Regions from separate parts of the Mus musculus genome. Here all the other regions are linked to region 2. Evidence: chromatin loops called from intact Hi-C (ENCODE). Cell type or tissue: left cerebral cortex. All regions are shown on one strand. Each heading gives the region's core, and the rest is flanking DNA. Links, peaks and the distances in the headings are about the cores only. Region 1 has its middle 10 kb from the start of Olfr685. Region 2 overlaps Gm36847 (a long non-coding RNA gene). Region 3 has its middle 7.4 kb from the start of Cnga4. Region 4 has its middle 19 kb from the start of Cavin3.

Evidence for each region. Hi-C counts contacts between places; a loop is a spot of excess contacts. Peaks named below come from ENCODE experiments on the same cell type or tissue, not always from the same donor. Only the 100,000 strongest peaks of a DNase experiment are listed, where the experiment ranks them.
Region 1: a loop joins it to region 2, with 7 times the contacts of the local background. A loop is called at or near these places in 17 of 42 quality-filtered maps.
Region 3: a loop joins it to region 2, with 6 times the contacts of the local background. A loop is called at or near these places in 27 of 42 quality-filtered maps.
Region 4: a loop joins it to region 2, with 4 times the contacts of the local background. A loop is called at or near these places in 12 of 42 quality-filtered maps.

The regions. Positions count from the first base shown.
Region 1 is chr7:105,169,485-105,172,548 of GRCm38, reverse strand. No RefSeq gene overlaps it. Among named protein-coding and RNA genes, the nearest start is that of Olfr685, 10 kb to the left of the region's middle. In left cerebral cortex, for the core only: a CTCF peak has its summit at 1,622; a DNase peak (open chromatin) is centred at 1,607.
Region 2 is chr7:105,514,155-105,517,218 of GRCm38, reverse strand. It overlaps Gm36847 (a long non-coding RNA gene), which reads right to left. Exons shown (of 3, transcript XR_378395.4): 2 at 910-980. Among named protein-coding and RNA genes, the nearest start is that of Gm36847, 33 kb to the right of the region's middle. In left cerebral cortex, for the core only: a CTCF peak has its summit at 1,837 (motif pointing right); DNase peaks (open chromatin) are centred at 1,887, 2,063 and 2,457; H3K27ac peaks cover 1,127 bases.
Region 3 is chr7:105,410,431-105,413,494 of GRCm38, reverse strand. It overlaps the pseudogene Gm4972. Among named protein-coding and RNA genes, the nearest start is that of Cnga4, 7.4 kb to the right of the region's middle. In left cerebral cortex, for the core only: a CTCF peak has its summit at 1,428 (motif pointing left); a DNase peak (open chromatin) is centred at 1,414.
Region 4 is chr7:105,461,195-105,464,258 of GRCm38, reverse strand. No RefSeq gene overlaps it. Among named protein-coding and RNA genes, the nearest start is that of Cavin3, 19 kb to the left of the region's middle. In left cerebral cortex, for the core only: no CTCF peak of the experiment used is centred there; a DNase peak (open chromatin) is centred at 1,166.

The DNA of each region.
Region 1 (3,064 bases), core at 369-2,868, 340 kb after region 2:
TCCTCTTGTCTAGTCAGTAAACAAGGCCTGCGGTGGGTTTGGGTTTTGGATGGAATAAAGCCAGAGATGCTGGGTTTAGTTTGTCACTGGACAGTAGGTATAGGAGGTTAGAGAAAGCTCTTACAATCTGGTTCACAGCCCACCCCTCCTTCTTTCAAAAGAAGTTTCAGGTAGAAGAAAGGACTCTACTTTAGAAGTCTCCATGGGAAAGTTCTCTCATGAATTCAAGATTAGTTTTTCTGTAATATCTCTCTGCTCATCTATTTTTTTTCTTTTTTCATCCAGTGTAGTCATTCACATTCTTTCAAGTAACAATGATACTTTTATTTTCTGCAGAGTGCACACCTATAATTTGCAGAAACAATCCACTTGGCTGGGTGTGGTGATTTATGGCTATAATCCCAACATTTGAGAGGCTGGGGCATGAGGAGAACGAGTTCTAAGTCAGCCTAGCATTCACACTGAAACCTTGTCTTCAAAAACAACAAAGACCAGCCAAACACACCCCTATCAAAAAACAAACAAAGCCAACAAAACAAAAACTCCAAAACAAAACAAAAATCAACAGTAACAAAAGCAGCCAAACATACAGTCAGCCCTCCATCCTACCCTAGAGATCACATCCTGAAGGTGCCTATGACTGTGTGCATGACAAGAAATACATTAACCTGTGCTACTCTGTGTTGGATGGAATGCTTTTGTTAGAACAAGTTGAGAAAGATCGGATTATGTGGTTCTTCAGCGAATTCTTGCCTGATACATCCTAGATGCTATTTACATGCCAACTGATACAGTCAACCCAGTTTTAGAAGTTTGAAATTACGTTTTACAGTGTGAAACACAGCAGTAACTTCAGGGTTTGCCTCCTTCTTTCAGTTTTTCTGACTTTCATGCTCAAATGTTAAATACCACAGAAATGGACTTTAACAAAGTTGGACGACAAGTGATGCCATTGGGTATCACTCAGTTTTCCCACAAGTTACCGGTCTCAGTGAAGATGGTTGACGGAGCAAGCCAGACAATTAGACAGGCCCAGAAGCAAACTCACATACAGGTAAAGATGACAGGGAATGCAGATGAAGAAAAGAGTTGCTTGTTTTGAGGTTCCTACACTATGATATTGTTCTAGCAGAAGCCTTTGAACACTCTGTTGAGTAGATAAAATGAAGTAAAATTTCAAATTGGTGATATATAGAAAATTTGTAAATATCTTTTGAAGGAATCTATAATGTATGTATGTATGTATGTATGTATGTATGTATCATCTATCTATCTATCTATCTATCTGATGTGTGTGTGTCTGTGTGTGTGTATGTGTGTGTGTGAGTGTGTGTGTGCACATCCAAGTGGAAGCCATAAGAGGGTATGGGATCTGCAGTTACAGGCGATTGTGAACTCCAATCTTTAGAAAGAGCAGGAAATGCTTTTAGCCTCTGAATCATCTTTCCAGGCTCCACATTTTGTCACTTAACAGGAAATCTATGAGAGGTCTCTTTGCTAATACAGGCTGACTGTGACAACAAAGTTTGGAATGTCAAAGTTGTACAGCCAATAGGAGTAAGCAATAGCATTATTGCAAGGAAGAAGACTCTTCATTATTGGCAAGGCAACAGTGCCTTCGTGTGGCTATGATTGAGAATAACAGTAAGGAGCGAATTATAGTTCTGCACTGCTATTTCATGTTTGAAAGTCGGCTGACAATTCTGTTTCAGCAGTCACTGAGGGATTTCTAAAACCTATGTGTGGGCCAGTCACTTCATGAAGATTCTGTACTTCCTACTTATAACGCATATGGGGCTTTTAGTGGTTAATTCAATAGATCAAAAACAATAAAACACATGCTCTGATTTTCTTTCCTTGGTGACATTTAAAGCTAATATCAAACCAAATCATATTAGTCAAGCCTTCACCAGGGCAGTATAAACTCTTGGTATTTAACAATCTATTACTTTATCAATATCTGTATATATATATAAATGAAATACATAATAAGTTTATTTGTTCATTTAACTATAGAAACAGTGTGTTACTATGAAACCTGGCATTAACTATATAGCTCAGGTAGTTCTTAAAATTGGTATCCTCATGTTTCCCAAGTTTTAGATCTAAGGATATATGCCATCATTTGTAGCTACAATTACATCAATTTAGTTCATCATCTATAGCTAAGTATTATTTATTGATTTTTAAAAACATGGTTAGTTGCTTATAGATAAGCTACTTTTAGAAGGATTTATGGGCAAAATAGCCTGTAAAACTCCCATCAGAGAAGCAAGCAGGCTGATACAGATGTTCACCTCTCATTTTGCTCCCCCAGATCCAAGGGCCCAGTCTCATTACTACCTCTACAGCAGAGCACCTACTTTCCTCTCTGACCTTATCCCAAATGGATCAGAAGGCTCTTCTCCCCCAAATCATTACATTACCTCAGCTTTCAACACCAGCAGGCATCCCCTGGGAATACACCAGTTGAGCAAGCCAGATATGCTAACTGAAGGCCTTTATCAATCCCTCTATCCTTCCGAATTCAATCCTCTAGTCTCATCCCTAACTCTTCAGTGGAACACCTGCTGCAGCCTTCCTTCCCTCACTGCCCACATCTGTAGATTCCACAGATCATCCTTTCCTAACCCCCCTTCACCACTAATTGCTTTATCCCAGCACCACCTGTAGCAGGCACACCCTGCTAACTCCCCTAGCCACTCCTACTAGAGAAGCAGACAGGTTGTCTTCAGATCTTCCCCTCTCCTACTATTTCTCAAGATCCAAATCCCAGTCTCATCCCAAGCTCTATGGCAGGCCTTCTGGAGTGACTTATTTTATTCTTTACCCCCATTACAAGGAGGCTAACTGAGCAGATCTTGGTGGAACACTCTGCTTTCTTCTCTCCTGTGAATGCCCTCAGATCCTATCCTAGAACCATTCCTAAGCGTCAACACCCAATATCCAGAAACACATTGTACCTGGAGCCCCTGGTGGTCATGCCTGTCAGGTCCACAGAAAAATTTCTAACAGGCATCATACAGCTACCACATCCACCTAAAATCCAGAGAAGAAACAGAAA
Region 2 (3,064 bases), core at 288-2,787:
ATGAAAGGCAAAAAATAGGCTTTGGGGCAGTTGGTGATGAAAACAATGGTTAATGTTTAAAAGAGTTCCTTGGCGGGCGTCTTCTGTTCAGTTAAGAGCAGGAAGGCCAAGCATGGACCAAAATAGAGGGAAAAGGTGGCTCAGGGTTGGGGTGGGAATGGGACGTCCAGACACAGTTGTTTTTTTTTTTTCTTCTATCTGACTCTAATCGCTCTCATAAGTCACACGTACTTCTGACCCTGTGCTATAGCCCCAGAGGATTTGAGGTCAAAGTGGAGGCTGGTCTGTTTATCTGTGACTAAACTGGGAGGATTAGTGTCACAGGATTAGATGCATTCTGGAGAGTCATTGCTAATCTCTGTTAACACAAGCAGTCTGGGCAGGGGTAGGTGGTGCCGGCCTCCTGGGACGAAATCTCTGTGTTTACACCAATTAGATCAGTAGAGCCTATACCTCCAGAGGCCTGGACACAGCTGTGTCCTGTTTGTACCAAGGGTCTGGGGACAAGTCAGGAGTCAGAGTCCTGGAGCCTTCAACTTCTTGGGGGACCAGAAGGAATTGTAGAGCAGCTAGATGCGTGGTCTGAAGGGACCGTCTAGCTCATCACACTTGCTGGACCTTAATGAAAGATCTGCAGCCACCAAGTCCCATGTGATAGATAGGTATCAGGTCCCTACAGGAATGAGGATGGATCAAAACTGTTGAAAGTTTTAACACCTTAACATTGATAATTGGTTTTATGTTATCTTAAACAAAACTGTATCGATCATAAAACAAGTCAATAAATCATCAAGGAAGGTCAATAAAGCTTCATTTATCTCTTCAATGCTTTTCTACAAAAACTGAATTCATTAAAAAGGTGTCTTCTGTTCTATTTGGGTGTTTCTGCTTTGATGACGCCATGTGTACCTTTTTATGGATCCCGTGAAGAAACTCTTCTCTGACATTGCATCTGAGGAAGGGTCTCTGTCACTGGAGACCTGAGGGGAAATCAGAGAGGTCCAAGTGAGGGGCCCTGGCTGTGAGGGAAACCGAGGGAGGAACACCGGTCATTGAGGGGACTGTGTAAAGTACCTGGTTAACACAAGGCTTGAGGCAGCCCCCTAAGAAGTCCCCAGTCATTGAGGAGACTGAGGTCTGGGTGACCATGCTGAAGGTGGGCACCGGGCTAATGAGGAGCCTGGGCAAGATGCTCTGCTCTTTGAGGACTTAGGACAGGTCTCTGACTACTGAGGGTCCAAGGAAGAGGTCTTTTTCTAGTGGGATGGAGAAGGCTTGCAGGAGGCATTATCACCAAGGTCTGAGGGAACCCCTTATGATACCTCCCAAATCACTGTAGACAGAGCTCAGATTATCTCAGAATCTGAGAAAACATTCTACTGAGTGACATCCCCAGGGTTGCCTCAAATTCCTGCGTGTAGCCAATGGTCCTGAGTACTGAGGACAATTCTTGGGTCACTGAGTTAGGGACACTGGCAAAAGTGTGGGAACTTTGCCTCTGAGAAGGTTGGAGAAAGGCTCCAGCCACATCAGTGGTACAGATGTTAAAAGCTAAGCAAATGTCATTATTTTCTCAAATTCCCTTTCCATCTATATCATTACGAAACACCCCTTATCTTTCTGAACTGTATGGAGAACTGTTGAGACATGATTCGGGGTCTTTATTAGTGGGAAATCTAAACAAGGAAACTTCCGTTCATTTTGAGCTCCCTTTGGTGTGTGAGGACTTCCTGGTACAGGGTCCAATCGTGGGGTTTAAGGGCAGGATGAAACCATTGATCCTAAATCCACCCTAATTCATTCTCCAGCCTGCCCTGCAGGTGTTCCAATCACCAGCAGATGGCACTGCAGCGCCACACTTGGAGAGACATCTGGCTGAGGTCCCGAGGTGGGGCCCAGGTGCAAGCAGGTGAGGTGTGGGAGAGAGAGAAATTAACTGTCCCCCAGCAGACTCCCTGGAGGCAGGAAGGGATCAGGTTTGATGGCAAATCCCAAAGCACAGGCCACCCAGAGGCCAAAGCCTGCCATGACCAACAACTTAGTTGCAAAGGCAGTGTGGTTCATTTGCACCTTCAGTTGTTCATCAAGTGCATGTTTGAATTTTGATAGAATCAGTGATGAGGCCTAATGACACAAGGGTGGGTTGTTCACACGAGGAGTTCAGAGAGGTTATGCGACCATGCAACTTGGCTTTCCTTCACTGGGTTTCCTGTCTTCAAGCTGTCTCTTTGCAGGTCACCCTCCACAGGGCTACCTGAGTGAGATTTTGAAAATCCTTCCCTAACCCCCCCCCCCATATTACCACACCCCTTACTGTGTACTTCATGTTTGCACACAAAATTCTGGGACACACCGGCTTTGTCTCCCTCAGCCTTTCCTGTCCCCATTTAACGATCAGCCTGACAGAGATCCTGGCAGGCAACGGTGATAATCTTTCTTCCTGGTGACACATGCTCTCCATGGAAACCTTCACATACGGATTCTTCTGCCTCATCTATACCCGCTTGTCATCCAGACAAATTACACTGAGCTTTAACTTAAATATGGTTCCCACATGGTGGCTTTGCATAAGTCACCCTCAGCATCTTTCCTTAAAAGGTTTATTTTTTGTGTTTGAGTGTTCTACCTGCATGCATGTATGTGCACCATGTATGTGCCTGGTGCCTGCAGAGGCAAGAAGAGGGTCTTGACTCTCCTGGGCTGCAGACAGTTTTGAGATGCCATAACCTGGGTCCCTTGCAAGTGTAGCCAGTGGCTTGTTGGTTTATTTGTTTTTGAGCCAGGGTCTCTTTATGTCGGGATGTCCTTGAATTTACGATGTAGATCAGTCAGGCCTCTGCCTGCCAAGTGCTGTAATTAAAGACATATGCCACCATGCCCATCTGTAGTCAGTGTTCTTAATGATTGAGTCATCTCTCTGTTTTCTTTTAAAATTACTGTTGTTGTTTTTAGTGTGCTAGTGTGCGTGTGTGCATGTGCATGTGTGTGCATGTGTGCATGTGTGCATGTGCCAGAAGACATCTTGTGGAGTCAGGCCTCTTGTCTGCCTTCACGTGGGTTCCAG
Region 3 (3,064 bases), core at 379-2,878, 100 kb after region 2:
TTTACTCTGGACAAGTACAGAAGCCTGGTCAGACAAATTTTTATAACACTGCCCAATCCCCCAGTGCTCTCCAGCAGGTTACAGTACCTTTACCAGCATCCCAGCTTTCCTTGACGAATTTTGGATCTACAGGACAACCTCTGATTGCTTTGCCTCAGACACTTCAGCCCCAGTTACAGCACACGACCCCACAAGCACAGGCTCAGAGCTTGAGCCGTCCTGCCCAAGTAAGCCAGCCTTTCCGAGGATTAATCCCTGCTGGAACACAGCATAGCATGATGGCGACCACAGGAAAAATGTCTGAAATGGAACTAAAAGCCTTTGGGAGTGGCATTGATATCAAACCAGGAACACCTCCAATTGGTGGTCGAAGCACCACGCCAACGTCTAGTCCATTCAGGGCTACATCAACAAGTCCAAAGAGCCAGTCTAGCAAAATGAGCAGCGTTGTGTATCAGAAACAGTTCCAGTCAGCCCCCGCCACAGTGCGCATGACACAGCCGTTTCCTGCACAGTTTGCACCCCAGGCAAAGCAGAGAGCAGAGGTTCTTCAGTCCACGCAGCGGTTCTTCTCTGAACAGCAACAGAACAAACAGATAGGAGGCAAAGCCCAGAGAGTGGACAGTGATACAAGTAACCCTGAAACGCTGAGTGACCCTCCTGGCACCTGCCAGGAAAAAGTAGAAGAAAAGCCACCCCCTGCACCCACCATAACCACCAAACCTGTTAGAACTGGACCAATCAAACCTCAGGCGATCAAAACCGAAGAAACAAAATTGTAAAGGCTGTGGGATGGGTGGGTAGGGAAAGTGAAGTCAAATAATGCCAGCAGCCGCAGGGGTAAAGTGGTCTGTGACATCATCCTTTGAGACACAAGGGGCATAGAGCATTTACAGTGACAGAGCTGCTGCACAGTGAGGCTCCACAGGCTCGCACCTCCGGTGTAACATTTGCATCTTCAGTTGATTTGTATACAAGTGCGTAAACAGTCTGTAAGTGCATACAGTTTAGTCCTAAGGAGCATGAAGCACCATAGGAGGAGGAGAGCGATACCACAGAGTAGCTCAGCTGGACACTGGGTGGTCCCATGAATCCATCAGCTGTGGCTCTTCTGCTCCGTTGTGTTCTTTGGATGTGTCTATGGCATTTCTAGGCTTGAAAGTAAAATGATGCTAACTGGTGCTGGATAGAGGAGCCTTATCTTTTATTACGGCAGCTTGCTATTTTTGTAACATGGTGATTTGGTTGAACACAATAAAGTACAGTAGTAACTGAAAAAAAATCACAGTGCCCACCAATATTATTCCTTGCCCCTGAAATTCCTTGTCTTCTTGGGAATGTCTCACAGTTTTTCAAATTATGAAGCCTGGAACAGAGGGTTGTAAGAGGAGGAAGAACCTGGCGCCCTCTGCTGGCCGCATCTGGTACTGCCAGAAGAGCCCAGAGGCCATAAATTCTTGGGCCCACAGGAGCTAGACAGCTAGAGCCTCAGAACTCTCAAGGCAAAATCACAGGTAGAGGGACATGAGTGATAGATGATATTCATTATGGAGAAATTTCTATCCACCAGATGCTGGTGGGAATTCTACATTCATAAATTAATCTGCATTTTAATTTTCTAACATTTGCTCTCAATAGCGCTAAAAGATTTTGTAGAGCAGAAGCAAACCTCAAGTGTGATTGCCTACAATGACATGCTCTGTCCCACCTGCAGTATCTCAGTCCAGCTTAAAAGGTACCCCAACTTGAGTCAGGATTTTGATACCAGCTTGACAACTCCAGCTGAACCCCAAGCAAGAATCCACCCACTTGGCCTCGTGTTCTTAGAGTTTGTGTTAGGTCTTACCTCAGGTTGGATAGCCCTTCTCCCTATGAATCTGACTCCTTTTCAAGCTTCACAATTTATTTCTATATGTCTTCTAGGTCTAGTAGCCAAACACAAAGAAAGAAAGAAAGAAAGAAAGAAAGAAAGAAAGGGAGGAAGAAAGAAAGGGAGGAAGGAAGAAAGGAAGGGGAGAGAGAAAGAAAAAGAGAAAGAAAAAAGAGAGAAAGAAAGAGGGAGAGAGAGAGAAAAAGAGAGCTAGGGTAGGATGGGCAGGTAATTTTTCTGCAGGAGAATAGCTAACTGGGAAAACAGGAGAGGGTGAACACCTTGAATTTCAGCCAGTTCAAGGCATCTTGCAGTCAGGACTCTTGAGAGAAGACAGTGAGGGTCTGCGTCTGCTAGAAGCGAGAAGAGCTAAATCTCAAGAGTCCGCGATCTCAGCAGAAAAGCCCTTGGCATATTTTGACGCTCTGGGGGCAAATCTAGCAGCACACATAACGTAGGTGTGCAGATGCTTGCCCCACTCTCCCCTTCCCAGTGTAGCAGGTGCTTCCCACCTTTGTGGCTGTGTCCTTGAGATCACACTTCCTCACACTGGACAACCTTGACAGTAGGTCACAACCTTGCTTAGCTGGAATGACTTGGTCTCCCCTGGTTACCACAGTGATTGATCAAAAGCGTCACATTGCTCTCTGTGAAGGAAGGAGCTTGAATTGCTTTAGCCCCAAATCTGGTATTATAACTGAATGAATGAACACGTAAATAAATATAAAAATAATTAGATGTAGGTTCCATTTTATTCATGTGAGTTAGGTTTCCTTCGATGTGACTTAAGAGCCCTATAATTTGGGGTTTGTTATTTAATCCCATAGCTTCATTTTCTGCACTTCAACATGAAGATAGTACCGATATCCTTCTCATATGGCTGTAATGATGAATTGAGACAATACATGTGGTCCAGACCCTGGCGTAAAGTAACTTCTCAACAAATCAAATCTATTCTCAGTTGCTCTATGGGCTGCAGTTTCCTGCTCTGGAGAGAATGAGCATAATAGTAAACTTCCTAACATCATTATGAGAACCAAAAATATATTATGTGTATAGCAGTCATGAATGCCTCCTTAATGACATAAGAAATACAAATATCTTGGGTTTTGCCAATTTCATTAACGTTTCTAACCATCCAACTTACAGGGGATTTTATCTCTGTTGTATTTTATGGCTTTCTGTCTGTTTTCT
Region 4 (3,064 bases), core at 197-2,696, 53 kb after region 2:
GGTAAAGAGAAATGGAATGGGTGTATCTTTTCTGAATCAAAATTTACCTCTTGTGTCAGGAGCCATCATTGGACAAGCTAATAACTAGCAGGTGATCTTCCCGAGATGGTCTGCTTTGGATTATAATCGGTGACAAGGCAGAGATATCAGTGAGTGAAGCCTCCTCTGTCTCTCTGTCTCTGTCTTTCTGTCTCTGTCTCTCACACATATACACACAAGTAATTATAATTTGGGTTAAACAACAGTAACAAAATAAATGTACGGTTTATCTGAAGATAGCTGAATATTAAAGCTGTAAAGGTAATTGAAATTTCCTGAAAGCAGAGGAAATGGGTTTTAAAAAGATTTAAAAGATTCAGTAAATACAGAAAAAATAAAAAGAAGCTGAAGCACCACAGTGAGCCAGGTTATAATTCACATAAATTGTTCAGTGGAGAAAGGGTTGGGTTATTCTTGACTTTTTCCTAACTCATAGCGAGTTACCCAGTACCTATCTCTCAATAGTTTTAATATAAAAGACTGCTGAACTGTTAGCAGTGTTAAGTCAGTCAGAACAAATGTCCCATTTGCTTTAGCATCTTACAGCACAGAACCAGCGATTTCAGTTATGAAGAGGCTAATGCAGGCCTCTGCACATGGGGCATGAAGAAGAGAGGCAAACCCCCACCCAAATGTATAGAACTATTTTTTTATGGACATTTTTATGATACCTCCAATTGAGGTGCCTGCCTGTATTGATGTGACACTAGAACGGGGTACTGGAGTGTTCCCAGAACACAGGACACCCAAACTCAGAGGCAGCATCAAAACATAAGTAGAAGTGAGTGAGATGTATCAGATTATTTGCAAACTGTGAATTATTTTAGGTGAAGAGACAGAGGATAGGGGTATATAAACGTATATTTACTTTTAAAAACGGTTTAGGTATTACTTTTGTGTGTGATCGAATCTTATTGAAAGGAGTAAGAGGCATGGTGTCCATTCATTGTATGTATGCATTAGCACCACAGTGTGGACTTAGACTGGAGCTTAAAGTTACAGAAAATGTGATCTAGTTGGAGTGTTATGAGCAGGTTATGAGTTGGTGTGTCATGTGCCTGGCAGTGGATATGAAAGTAGGGAAGACTACAAGTCAGAGCCTCACGCCTGTTTGAGAGCTGTGATCTTACAGACATCGTTGGGTCACAACCACCTGAACAGATTGTTGTAACAGTCAGACCCTGTCTACAGTGCCAGGTGCGTGGATTTCTTGGCTTAGTCAGGACTCAGTAGGAGCAGCAAAGAGAGAACATGATGGCAAAAAGTACTGAGATACTCAGAGGGAGCTCAATAGCAGTACTTACAACAGAAGTACTTAAAGCCCCTAAGATTGCTGTTAGAAGGCAGAAACACTCTGGAAAACACCAGGCCTCAGGGAAAGGGGTTATGAACCACATCGAGGATTCTATATATTTCCGATTTTTTTCTGTTTAATTTAATATCATACATGTAGTGGCACATCAGCATAAAGGCAGGAGGATCAGGACTTCAGGGCCATTCTTGCCTGCTTAGTATGTGTGAGGCCAGCCTGGACTGCATGAAAACCTGTTTTTGTATCCTCCCCTAACAAGGTTGACATCATAGAGGTGGCCAAGAGAGGCAGCCAAGACTACTGAAGAAAAACCAAAATAAGATGAGCCCTGGATATCACATTCCAGCCCAGTGGAACGGGGAAGGGGGTCACAGAAATTCTTCTGCTGAGGATGGCGGTTGCATTCCAGGCACAGTTGTCCCATGTTTCTGATGTGCAGGAGAGGCTTGGAGCCTGCTGCGGATAAGCTTTTAAAGATCAAGCTATCAAGTGTATCTTGCTCTGTCTGCTCCCAAACTTGTGATGTAGACCAGGTAACCTCTGACTTAGAGTGATCTGCCTTCAGGCATGTGGAACCACACTCAACAAAGCATTCTATTTTATGAAGAAAGCAGGTGTTGATTTATTCACATCTGGAAAATAAACCAGGCATGATGACAAACACCTAAAATTTAATAGGAATATTGCTGCAAATTGGAGACCAGTTTGGGGTACATTATATTATATTCTTTCTCAAACCAAAACCAAAATAAAACTCTAGAAATGGCAGCAGTCCTCATAGACAAGAGTTTTACTCTATTCCAGCTCACCAGACTTTTCATCTTCATATTGAGCCTAGTGCCCTGTGCATACTATGCAAGCGCTCTATCACCAAGCTACAGGCCTAGTCATCAGCCTTTGACAGTATGCAGGGAACGGTTATGGGGTACACATCACCAAAAGAAGAAGAGAATGCATTGGCTCTCTTTGAGGAAAATATGATCTATCATATTACCTGCTCTTTGGGTACAAGCAGAAAGCTCAATGTTCAACAAACGTGTTTAGCATCGTATAGAGTGTATAGAGTTAGAAGAATATGAGAGCCTTACATTTGAATGCTTTTGGGGTACATAGGTTGTGTTAAGAGGAGTTGAATGACCAGAACAATGTTTGCTGAGATGTGTCAGGCCCTTTTAATACCTAAAGCAGGAAATGTACCAAGTGATTGCTGAGCAGGAAAGATACCATAAAGTTTCTGGAAAGTTCTGTGCTAAGTTGCTAGGAAAAGTATGAATCTGGGCTGCCTTAAAAGTCTAACACCATTACCTTCAAGTTCTACACTACCTGTGGTAGAGACAAATGCAAGGGCACACAGGACGGTGATTAAGTGGCTTAGTTCAAAGTAGATATTAAAAGATACATTTTGGGCAAAATCATGACAGATGTGAAAAATCACGGCTTTAATGGAGACCCATGGAGTGTCCAAACCTGGTTAGAGGATATTCCCAAGAGAGACACATTTAGCGATCTGGACATTAAAATGAATGTACAAATTGAGCTTAGCAGACTTTGTGGGTTGCTTTCCCACTGGACAGAAGTCATTTGCATTTCTGTGGACAAGACTCAGTTGCTGTCAGTTATTCGCAAACTGCAGCACAGCTTACCTCCCCTGAATCAGAATCAGACAGTCCAGCTGTGCCCTAGAATGACAACACACAATTTCTCACTTAACCA